Regions from separate parts of the Homo sapiens genome. Here all the other regions are linked to region 3. Evidence: chromatin contacts called from ENCODE Hi-C or POLR2A ChIA-PET data. All regions are on one chromosome and are shown on one strand. Each heading gives the region's core, a stretch centred on a gene start or an enhancer-like site at or near the end of the contact. The rest is flanking DNA. Distances are from core to core; before and after follow the strand shown. Region 1 has its middle 66 kb from the start of STMND1. Region 2 has its middle 78 kb from the start of RBM24. Region 3 holds the start of CAP2 (cyclase associated actin cytoskeleton regulatory protein 2).

Region 1 (3,411 bases), core at 323-2,822, 230 kb before region 3:
TAGTTAAAAAAGAAAAAATGTCTGTACCCATGGCAACCTCTGATGAAAAGGACCAGCAGCTATTTCCAAGGATAGGTGCTTTAGATGAAAGACCTGAAGCTATGAGAGGCCAGCCAACATAGAAAGCAAATGTGTGGGCCGGGCGCGGTGGCTCACGCCTGTAATCCCAGCACTTTGGGAGGCCGAGGCGGGCGGATCACGAGGTCAGGAGATCGAGACCATCCCGGCTAAAACGGTGAAACCCCGTCTCTACTTAAAAAAATACAAAAAATTAGCCGGGCGTAGTGGCGGGCGCCTGTAGTCCCAGCTACTTGGGAGGCTGAGGCAGGAGAATGGCGTGAACCCGGGAGGCGGAGCTTGCAGTGAGCCGAGATCCCGCCACTGCACTCCAGCCTGGGCGACAGAGCGAGACTCCGTCTCAAAAAAAAAAAAAAAAAAAAGAAAGCAAATGTGTGGTGCACCGTAACAGCATTCCTTCCAGGAGAGGAGTACTTTGGGATTGAAGATATCTCAAGTGGCCTTTTCAAAAACCCAATTGAAGTAATAGTTTACAAACAGCACTGTATCATAATGAGCATAAACATTTCTGTGAATAACACAATTTTCATTTCTATCTATTGTCATAATTGCTGCATAATATTCCACCCAATGGATATAATGTATATTTTTAGGCTGGGTGTGATGGCTCATGCCTGTAATCCCAACACTTTGGGAGGCTGAGGCAGGCGGATCACTGGAGCCCAGGAGTTCAAGATCAGCCTGGGCAGCATGGAGAAACCCCATCTGTACATAAAAGATACAAAAATTAGCCAGGCATGGTGGCACACACCTGTAGTTCCAGTTACTTGGGAGGCTAAGGCAGGAGGATTGCTTGAGTCTGGGAGGCAGAGGTTGCAGTGAGCCAAGAATGCACCACTGCACTTCCAGCCTGGGTGACAGAGCAAGACTCTGTCTCAAAATACGTGTATATATGTATGTGTGTGTATATATATATATATATATATATATATATATAATTTTTTTTAATTTTTCTCATGTTGTTTAATACTTTGACTGCTTCTGATATTGCACTGTTAGCAATAACCATGATGAACATCTTTTTCCAAGTAGGTTTTCCCATATTGTGAATTGTTTCCTTATAATAGACTCTCAGAAAGGAATTATGGAGTCAAAGGATAAGAACATTTTTATAGTTCTTGATCCATGCTGCCCAATGGATTCTGTCAATTGAAGACCAATTTCACTCTATCCCTGTGAACCCTCAATATCATTAAAATAATTTTAATGTTGATTTGCACTGAAATGATTACTACTAAAGCTAAACATTTTCCATATATTCCTTATTCATTTATGTCTCTTTTTGTGAATTATTTATGTGATAGTTTGGAAACCAATGGCAGAGAAGAAGTTAAGTTCTGAAGCTTTCTAATACCTTCAAACACTTCCTTTCACACATCTCAACTACCTGTGACTAGCAGGCCAGAAAAATTCCCATGACACTATTATCACACCAGGCCGCTCTGCTGGGAGTGAGCACGTCCCATGTGGTTTCAGGCCAATCCAGAAGTGCCTTTGTGTTACCCACTGCCTTCTTCTGGCTGCCTGTCTGCCCTCTGGCGTCTCAGAGAGGTGATGCTGCCACTTCTGCGGCTGGATACTTGATTCCTGAAATCCGTGGTTCCCGACATTGATTGCATATTAGAATCATCTGGGGAACTCTTAAAATTCCCAATACCCAGAACTTTCTATACACCAATTAAACCAGCTTTCTTGGCATCAGTGTTTGTGAAAGCTCGATTGAGGATTCCAAGGTGCAGCCAAGGTTGAGAACCACAGCTTTAAATCCACAGTCATAAGGAGCACCCAACTAGGCATTCAGGATACAAAGCCCTGTGCAAGTTCACTGCTGCCCTCGGGCAGCTCACAACCCCCGTGGTGGGGACAGAAAAAGGTTTGAATGACAAAGCACACTCTGAATGTTATAAAAGGGAGTAATCATAAATAAATAAGTATATAAACATATATATTTATAATTAAATAGTACATATATTTATAAAAAGTAAAATATAGTTATTTAAATAAATATATGTATACATTTACTTTTATTAACTATAACTTGATCAACCAGTACCATCAACTTAAGGAAATTTTTGTGCACGCAGTTTTTATCATTAAGGGGTAAGCTATATAAAAACAGAGACTTGTTAAAAACACACAGGTAACAAACGCTGAGTTTGTGAATATCTCTGAACTTTCAGCCACTACTAACCTACAAGGTTGATTTTCCACATACGGGCGCTGATTTTTTTTAAAGGATGACCTTAAAACACTTTCAGATTCTGGCTTGCCTAAGAAATGGTTGCTTATGTTCACTATGCTATATTTACTAAGGCACAAAATATATATATATATATATATATATATATATATATATATATATGCATGCAGATTAGAAAAACCATTTAAAAACTAGAGATAAAAAGGGTTTTCGCTTGACTTCTCTTAAGAAATTTAACTCATTGCATTATTTCTCCCTGGGGGTACTGGAGCAGTATTTACCTATTCACCACGTGGTGCTTTGGACAAATTCGTAAATTATGGGCTTTGCCATAGTCAATGTCCCTACAACATCTCTTCTGACAAACCCAAGCCCCATTCTGTGGAAGACAAGTCTCTTCATTCAAGATCTGGATCAAAAGCATCAGAAATTGTTTTCTTACGTTTTGCTAATTGAGAATGTTAGGCCTGCTTGAATGGTATTTATAATTATAAATCCAAATACTGTCTTTAGAATTTTAAAAATCTATCTCATTATTTTACTGAATCTTAATGCATTTCCCCCCAAATTATCAAGATAATTATAGGTTTTAAAATGAAGCTGGGTGCCGTGGCTCATGCCTGTAAATCCCAGCGCTTTGGGAGGTGGAGGCGGGAGGATTGCTTGAGTCTGGGAGTTTGAGACCAGCCTGGGCAACACAAGGGGGCCCTGTCTCTACTAAAATTAAAAATAAAAATTAGCCAGGCATGGTGGTGCACCCCTGTAGTCCTAGCTACAGAGAAGTTAAAGTGGGAAATGGCTTGAGTCCAGGAGTTTGAGGCTGCAGTGAGCTATGATCACGCTACTGCACTCCAGCCTGGGTCACAGAGCAAGACTGACCCTGTCTCTAAAAAAAAAAAAAAAAAAAGTGAAAATAAATAAATGAGTAAAACGGCTTTATAGGCTTCATCTTACAGACATTTAGCCCTTGCTTTTTCTACTAAGGCCAATAATGAAATATAGCTCCAATCGTCTATATATAAACACACAGACACACATTAGACCTCAAAGAATTGAATTTATTTTTATGGGTTAAAGCATTTGAATGTTATCTGAGACAGGATTAAAGGCAAAGTGTTCCTGACTCTTCCTAA
Region 2 (3,233 bases), core at 32-2,531, 190 kb before region 3:
GAAGGTCTGCAGTTTCATTCCTGAAGTCAGTGAGACCACGAACCCACCAGAAGGAAGAAACTCTGGACACATCTGAACAGCCGAAGGAACAAACTCTAGGCACACCATGTTTAAGAACTGTGACACCACCAGGGTGTGCAGCTTCATTCTTGAGGTCAACATAAACCAAGAATCCACCAATTCCAGATACAGTTCACCCATCTTGGCCTCCGAAAGTAATGGGATTACAGGCGTGAGTCACCACACCTGGCCTACTTCTGTTTTTCTTTAGTTTTTCAACACAGATGGAATGATGAAGACTAGCAAGGCTTTGAGCACTGAGTGCAGAGATGGTCACAAAGTGGAAGTTCATTCAAATTTGTTGAATAAATATAAGTTCTTTGTTGTTATATGGTCAGATATGCTGTTGCTTTCCCTTGTGAATCGTCCTGTTTCTGGCATCCAAAAATTGAGGGTTATTCCTGTCATTTATACATTAAATGGAAGATATGCTGGAGTAAACAAATCAGTCAATATTTCTAAAATGTATGGTATTACAAATGTAGGTAAAGTTAATACCAACCTTAATTTTACTTATTTTTTGTGGAGATGGAGTCCAGCTATGTTGCCCAGGCTAGTCTCGAACTCCTGGCCTCCCACCTCCTCCCAAAGTGCTGGGATTACAGGCATGAGCCACTGCACCTGGTAAAACCTTAACTTTATTCAGTCAACCTGATTAAATTATGCTCCAGACCTCTGATGATATTCTGACCTCATGAAATGTGATTAACACCTTGGATTATGTTTTTCTGTGTTTCTAAAGTAAGTTAATCATGTTGAGAGACATGCCTGTATTCTCCCCCAAGGCAATTTGCTTATTAAAAACATTTTTCTGAGCCATTTCCAAGAACTTGAACCTTGGAGACATCAAACCAGTCTCAGGACATAACTTGACAAAGGAATTCGCTTCTCAGGGTCCTCTGCCTCCCCTCAATTTCTGTAATTCTTTTCACGCTTTCCATTTGTAATGCCTAGGGATCGAGGGGGAACAGGAAATCTCCGTCTTCCTAACAATGGCAGCACTCACAGGATGAGGTCCTTCTCTTCCAAAGGTCCCGGGAGCACACTCCTCATTTGGTGAGGTGCCTATTTATATCAATGACCTTCCCCACTTGCAGAACTTGAACAGCTGCACAATATATATAACGAAATGGAAAGTAACATGACACGTGTTTCAAAGAGAACACAGGGAAAGGGATATGTATCCAACGTTCCTTCCAGCTCTCAAAGCCTGTGCTTCCTTGAGTCAATATCATAAAAATAACAAGGGAGCCACCCTGGAGCATGACTGAGAAGGCTGTTTTAGAGAACATAATTTTGACTCTCTAAAGGCCAAGCCTGAAAGAAAGAAGAAAATGTTTAAGAAAGGAGAGGGGGGCTGCTAATAGCTCTTAATGAGTGATAGAGTTACGCTCTTTTAAAATCTGAAACAGGCCATCTTCAAAGGCACCAATCATTTCACTCAATGTATTTGAAAATAATTATAGATTTATTTCTTGGTACCCTTGAGATACAGAATCATGTTTGTATGACTTTGTATCTGCAGGGCCTATCTAAGGCAGGGCCTTATACACAATAGTCACTCAATTCATGTGTCTTAATGAATTAGGACAATCTCAAGAGTGACAGAGGCTCTGTGTGTGTGTGTGTGTATGTGCACGCACATGCATATACCACTAATTCTAAGGAATCAACATCTATGGTACCTGCTGTATACCATATAATCCACATTTATGGTATACCACATTGCTCAAGGAATTGAGGCTTTTGAGGAGATGCCACAGGTGGAGTATAAAACTATTCTAAACTGTAATTTTTTTTTTTGAGACGGAGTCTCGCTTTTGTTGCCCAGGCTGGAGTGCAATAGCGCGATCTCGGCTCACTGCAGCCTCCGCCTCCTGGGTTCAAGAGATTCTCCTTCCTCAGCCTCCCAAGTAGCTGGGATTACAGGCATACGCCACCACACCTAATTTTTCTATTTTTAGTAGAGACAGGGTTTCTCCAGGTTGGCCAGTCTGGTCTCAAACTCCCAACCTCAGGTGATCCACCTTCCTCAGCATCCCAAAGTGCTGGGATTACAGGCATGAGCCACTGCGCCCAGCCTAAAGTTTAATTTTTTTTTATTTTTTTTTTTTGAGACAGAGTCTTGCTCTGTCGCCCGGGCTGGAGTGCAGTGGCGCGATCTCGGCTCACTGTGAGCTTCGCCTCCTGGGTTCATGCCATTTTCCTGCCTCAGCCTCCTGAGTAGCTGGGACTACAGGCGCCCACCACCACGCCCGGCTAATTTTTTGTATTTTTTTAGTAGAGACAGGGTTTCACCATGTTAGCCAGGATGGTCTCGATCTCCCGACCTCGTGATCCACCTGCCTGGGCCTCCCAGAGTGCTGGGATTACGGGCGTGAGCCACCGCGCCCAGCCTTAAGTACTATTTTAAAATATTTTTGTGATGACTAACAACTACATTTATGACTTCTTGTAGAACAATGGATTCGGCAGCTTATCTCAGAGGTAATTATGCCCTCTTTTGCAATATTCACCATAGCTGAGCAATGGAGATTATTCCTAGCTAAATGATGGAATGGTTGTTGACACTGCTTCCATTTGATGTTTTGTTTTGTTTTTCTTGTAACTGAGTCTCGCTCTGTAGTCCAGGCTGGAGTACAGTGGTGCGATCTCCACTCACTGCAAGCTCTGCCTCCTAGGTTCACGCCATTCTCCTGCCTCAGCCTCCTTAGTAGCTGGGACTACAGGCTCCTGCCACCACGCCTGGCTAATTTTTTGTATTTTTTAGTAGAGATGGGGTTTCACCGTGTTAGCCAGGATGGTCTTGATCTCCTGACCTCGTGATGCGCCCGCCTCGGCCTCCCAAAGTGCTGGGATTACAGGCGTGAGCCACCGCGCCCGGCCTAAAGTATAATTTTTTTGAAAGTCAAATTAACTCTCCTTCCACATCCACAAAAGACCAAAAAGCAGAGGCCCTGTCAGCCTAAGGAGTCTTCATCTTCTTACTCACCCTCATCTTCCCCATTGTGCATCTCCATTAATTTGGAAGCAAGTATTGTGCTGCTTACTCAGATTGCTACAGTTGCTAGCTGCAGCCCTGGAAGCCACAGTCCTACGCTTTCATTATCCTTGTCTCAGAAGCACACTTCCTCTTTCTAACAGCATAGTGGGAAAACAGCAATGTTGTTTTC
Region 3 (3,561 bases), core at 232-2,731:
CATGGAAATTTGTTCATACTTCTTTTAGAATGTTTTTTACGACATTCCTAGAACTGTGGTTATTTTTATACTCTTCACATCTTCCTACTATATTATCAACCTAAAGACAGGATTTGTGGCTCATCCACTCTTAGACTCCATAATACTTTATACTCCAATAAAAAACAGATGTAGCTAAGGAAATACTGTGCTAATGTTTGTTGAAGTTAGTGCTAAAAAAAAGTCATATGAATGGATGCTTGGAACTTCCCTGTGATCCTGCACACATTGATTCTTATGGATATATATTTTTTCTGCATTTCTGGAACACAAATGTTCTAAATGCATACATACTTCATCCATCCATCCATTCATTCATTATTTAATACAAACATATTGAATGCCCGCCATATGCAAGGTATCCACAGGATAGGGAGGGTGCTGGCTCTGGCTTTATGCAATGTACGCACTCATTGATCAATGTTTATGTCATTTTGTTTCCCTTCTTTCCAGACAAAGGGAAGCAAAGACTCACTGCACCTCATTACTGTCAGCAGAGAGCAATGTGTAATTGGAATGACCTTTGTATAAGTGCTGACCTATGGGGTCAGAATAAGCCTTATAATGTACAGAACCAACTTATGTGCAATTTTAACATCGACAGAGAATATTGGCCTTTAAGAAATTCATCTCATATTTATTGTTTGGAGATTTTACTTTCAGAAGATATCAGTTACATTTCCCCTCTTTTTTTCTCTTTTCTGCAATTATTTTCCTGGCATTCATTCAATAAAGAGCTTCAAGTCACTTTTTTAGACTGAAATAAACTTTGATGAAAATTGAAAATCAATGCTTTCCTTCTAATGACGTTAAGAGAAAAGCCTCCAATTTTGCAATTATAATCAATATATAAAGGGGAAGTGGCCACAAATATGCTGCACATCTTAAGAAGCCAAGTGGGTTTGGTTACTTTAATTTTTAAATAATCAGGACATTTAAAAAGTTGCTGTTTATAAAATACTTTTTAAAAATGTCATCACACGCACTATGAGTGCACTCAGTCTTGATGTCTCGCTAAAGCATTAGCTGTCTAGCTCCTTCTCCTCCCAGAGCCTTTATCCTCATATTGGGTCTGGGGACACACATGCCGTCTCTTGATTCCTAAGGATCCATTACCCATTTCTCTGCACAGATCTTCGGGTATCCAACCTATCTGTGCCTCCTTCAGCCAGGAGCCTCCGGATCTTTCCAGACTTCTTTGCAATACTGCCTCATGCACTGAATCCATTTCTCGCATAGCCTGGCGCTTGGCAGGCAGGCTGGCGTTCCCTGGCTCTGCCTTCCCCATCTCCCTGTCTTTTCTCCCACGGCCCATCTGCCCCTCCTTTCCTCCACCCCCTTCTCCTCTCTGCTCCCCTTTATTTCCACTCCCCACCCGCGTGGCTTTGCTCTCCCTCTCCCCCCTCAGCTCGTCTGTATTTGGAGCTCCGGAAGCTGCCGGCGACTCTCCCCTGGAGCAGCGTGACTGACACCGGCTCCTATTCAGCTGGGAGGAGGGAGAGGGGAGGAGAAGGGGAGGGCCGCGGGAGGAGGGTACGAGTGGCCGACCACGGATTTGCATTGCCGAGGACGGGACCCCAGGGCAGCGAAGCAGGTAATCCTGCAGCGGTCGGGGCCCGGCGAGGCGGGGAGGGGTCGGGGTGCAGGTGCGGGGGGCGCCTGGCGGCGGGCGCTGGCAAGTTGAGCCCGATGGGTGGGGTAGGGAAGCGGCCGGGACGCTGCGGCTGTGGCAGCAGCGCGAGGGGAATAAAGGCGGCGCGGGCGCGGGGGCCGGGGCGCGGCGACCCGGGCGCGGGGCGCGGGCGCGGGCGGACTCCCATCTGGGTCAGCGGAGCGGCGCGCCCTGCCCCCGCCTCCCCAGCTCCGGCGTCCTGGCCGCTCGGAAGGCGGGGTGCGGGCAGGAGCTGCCCGGGGTTGGCGGGCGGCCGCGGCCTCCCCACCCCAGCGCCGCCGCCCGCCCGGCCGCTCTAACTTTGGGGGGTCTCGTCCACCGGGCTGTGAGTCTTCCAGGGGGGTGGGGGTGGGAGTCATTGCGCCGGCTCTGACCAGAGCCACCTCGATCAGAAAGTGCTGGAAAGAAACAGACCTGGCTTCCCCTCTGCAGAACCTGACTTGAGGCGATGAGTCACTTCTAAAAAATGCAGAGGCAACTGAGACTGGGGGAACGGCTCGGAAAAACGGCACCCGCCGCTGGCTCTCTGACTGCTTTGGGTAGAGGGGTGTTCGTGGAAGTAGCCGCCGTATCATCACTTTTAGGGCCAAAAATCAACCTGCAGATGGCCTTTTCTTTATTCTCATCAGAGTGGTGTTCGCTGCAAGTTGTAGCAATATTTGAATGGATGCATTCTTAAAAATGAGTATGTATGGGTGACTGCATTTAGGAAGTTGAACCGGGACTAGGTCCAAACAGCCAGAGTGGAGATGAACACTTGGTAAAAACATCTAGGACCTTTGGTTTTATAGTTATGGAAATGCAGAAGCTTCTGGGACTTGAGCACTGTAGTTTACTGAGTACTCCTATTTCCTTACTGCTTCTGTAGATTTCATTGAAGCTATGTTCCTTAGAATTCTTGGTAAACTATCTAAGCCCACTTAGTGTAAAATTACAACGGTAGAGTGAACTTTAGAGAATTGGATTTATAGTTACTAGAGTCTAATTAGACTGCAAGCCTCTTGAAAGCAAGGATGGGTTGTTTGGTAGTTCCTACGGCACCAAACAGTATTTGGCTCACAGCATGTAATGGATAGACAATAAAAGTGTGTGAAATAGTTAATTCAGTACCTTAAGTGTAGATGGAGCATGACTTCTTGAATATACTGCATATTTTGCAAGGAAAGGCGACTTCTCCATGAATCCCGAAATTTAAAAAATTCTTAATAACATTACAATCAAAGTGTCATATAAATACTTCTTAAGGATAAAGAGAAAAAGAAGTTGACTATGAGAAATCAGGAAGGTGATTATCAAGGTGGTCTTTGCTAGTAGGAAGTAAGTTTTTGTTCCCCATCGTTAATGTGAGAAGTAATTTAATTTGTTGATACAGGGTAGGGTTTGGTAAACCTTTGAGTTAAGAGCTAGATAGTAAACATGTAGGTTTTGCAGGCCATATGGTCTCCTTAGCAACTACTCAGTTCCACAGTTATAGTTTGAAAGCAGCTAAAGACAATACCTAAAGGAATGGTATGTTTGTGTTTTACTTTATTTACAGACATTGAACCTTGAACTTTTCACCAGTAACAAAATATTCTTCTGTTTTTTTCCAGGCATTAAAAAATGTAAAAACTATTCTTAGCTTGAGGGAGGAGCAGAAAACACAAAAGTAAGAGAGAAGGGAATGGATTTGTCCTTCTAGTAGTAGTTTGCTACTCCCACTGATTGATTCTGTGCTAGAATCTGGAGAGGAGCCTATTGAAAGGATTAATGGGCCACATTCTCTTGAGTGCCTGTTATACCTTGGCAGTTAAGTTAAATACCCTCCAGAAAAGCATTAACTTATTTTGAGCATTATGGAGTTTTGTTTT

The links. Hi-C counts contacts between places; a loop is a spot of excess contacts on that map. ChIA-PET counts read pairs that join two places held with the same protein, here RNA polymerase II (POLR2A). Pooled maps may share reads with other maps.
Region 1: a map of gastrocnemius medialis shows a loop between it and region 3 (3-fold over the local background). The contact joins the enhancer-like site here to the promoter of CAP2 in region 3. A Hi-C loop is called at or near these places in 3 of 168 maps with a recorded cell type or tissue (IMR-90, gastrocnemius medialis and mammary epithelial cell) and 6 of 50 pooled maps. POLR2A ChIA-PET finds 5 or more read pairs at or near these places in 1 of 52 experiments (AG04450).
Region 2: a pooled map of gastrocnemius medialis shows a loop between it and region 3 (2.2-fold over the local background). The contact joins the enhancer-like site here to the promoter of CAP2 in region 3. A Hi-C loop is called at or near these places in 2 of 168 maps with a recorded cell type or tissue (gastrocnemius medialis and psoas muscle) and 1 of 50 pooled maps. POLR2A ChIA-PET finds 5 or more read pairs at or near these places in 1 of 52 experiments (GM12878).

Annotation. Positions count from the first base shown.
Region 1 is chr6:17,165,944-17,169,354 of GRCh38, forward strand. No RefSeq gene overlaps it. Among named protein-coding and RNA genes, the nearest start is that of STMND1, 66 kb to the left of the region's middle. Within about 2 kb of position 1,573, at least 3 of the 41 ENCODE cell types and tissues checked have a DNase peak (open chromatin) inside an H3K27ac peak, as active enhancers do; they include gastrocnemius medialis, where a contact is called at or near this core.
Region 2 is chr6:17,201,555-17,204,787 of GRCh38, forward strand. No RefSeq gene overlaps it. Among named protein-coding and RNA genes, the nearest start is that of RBM24, 78 kb to the right of the region's middle. Within about 2 kb of position 1,282, at least 4 of the 41 ENCODE cell types and tissues checked have a DNase peak (open chromatin) inside an H3K27ac peak, as active enhancers do; they include gastrocnemius medialis, where a contact is called at or near this core.
Region 3 is chr6:17,392,114-17,395,674 of GRCh38, forward strand. CAP2 (cyclase associated actin cytoskeleton regulatory protein 2) reads left to right here and starts at 1,482. Exons shown (of 13, transcript NM_006366.3): 1 at 1,482-1,633.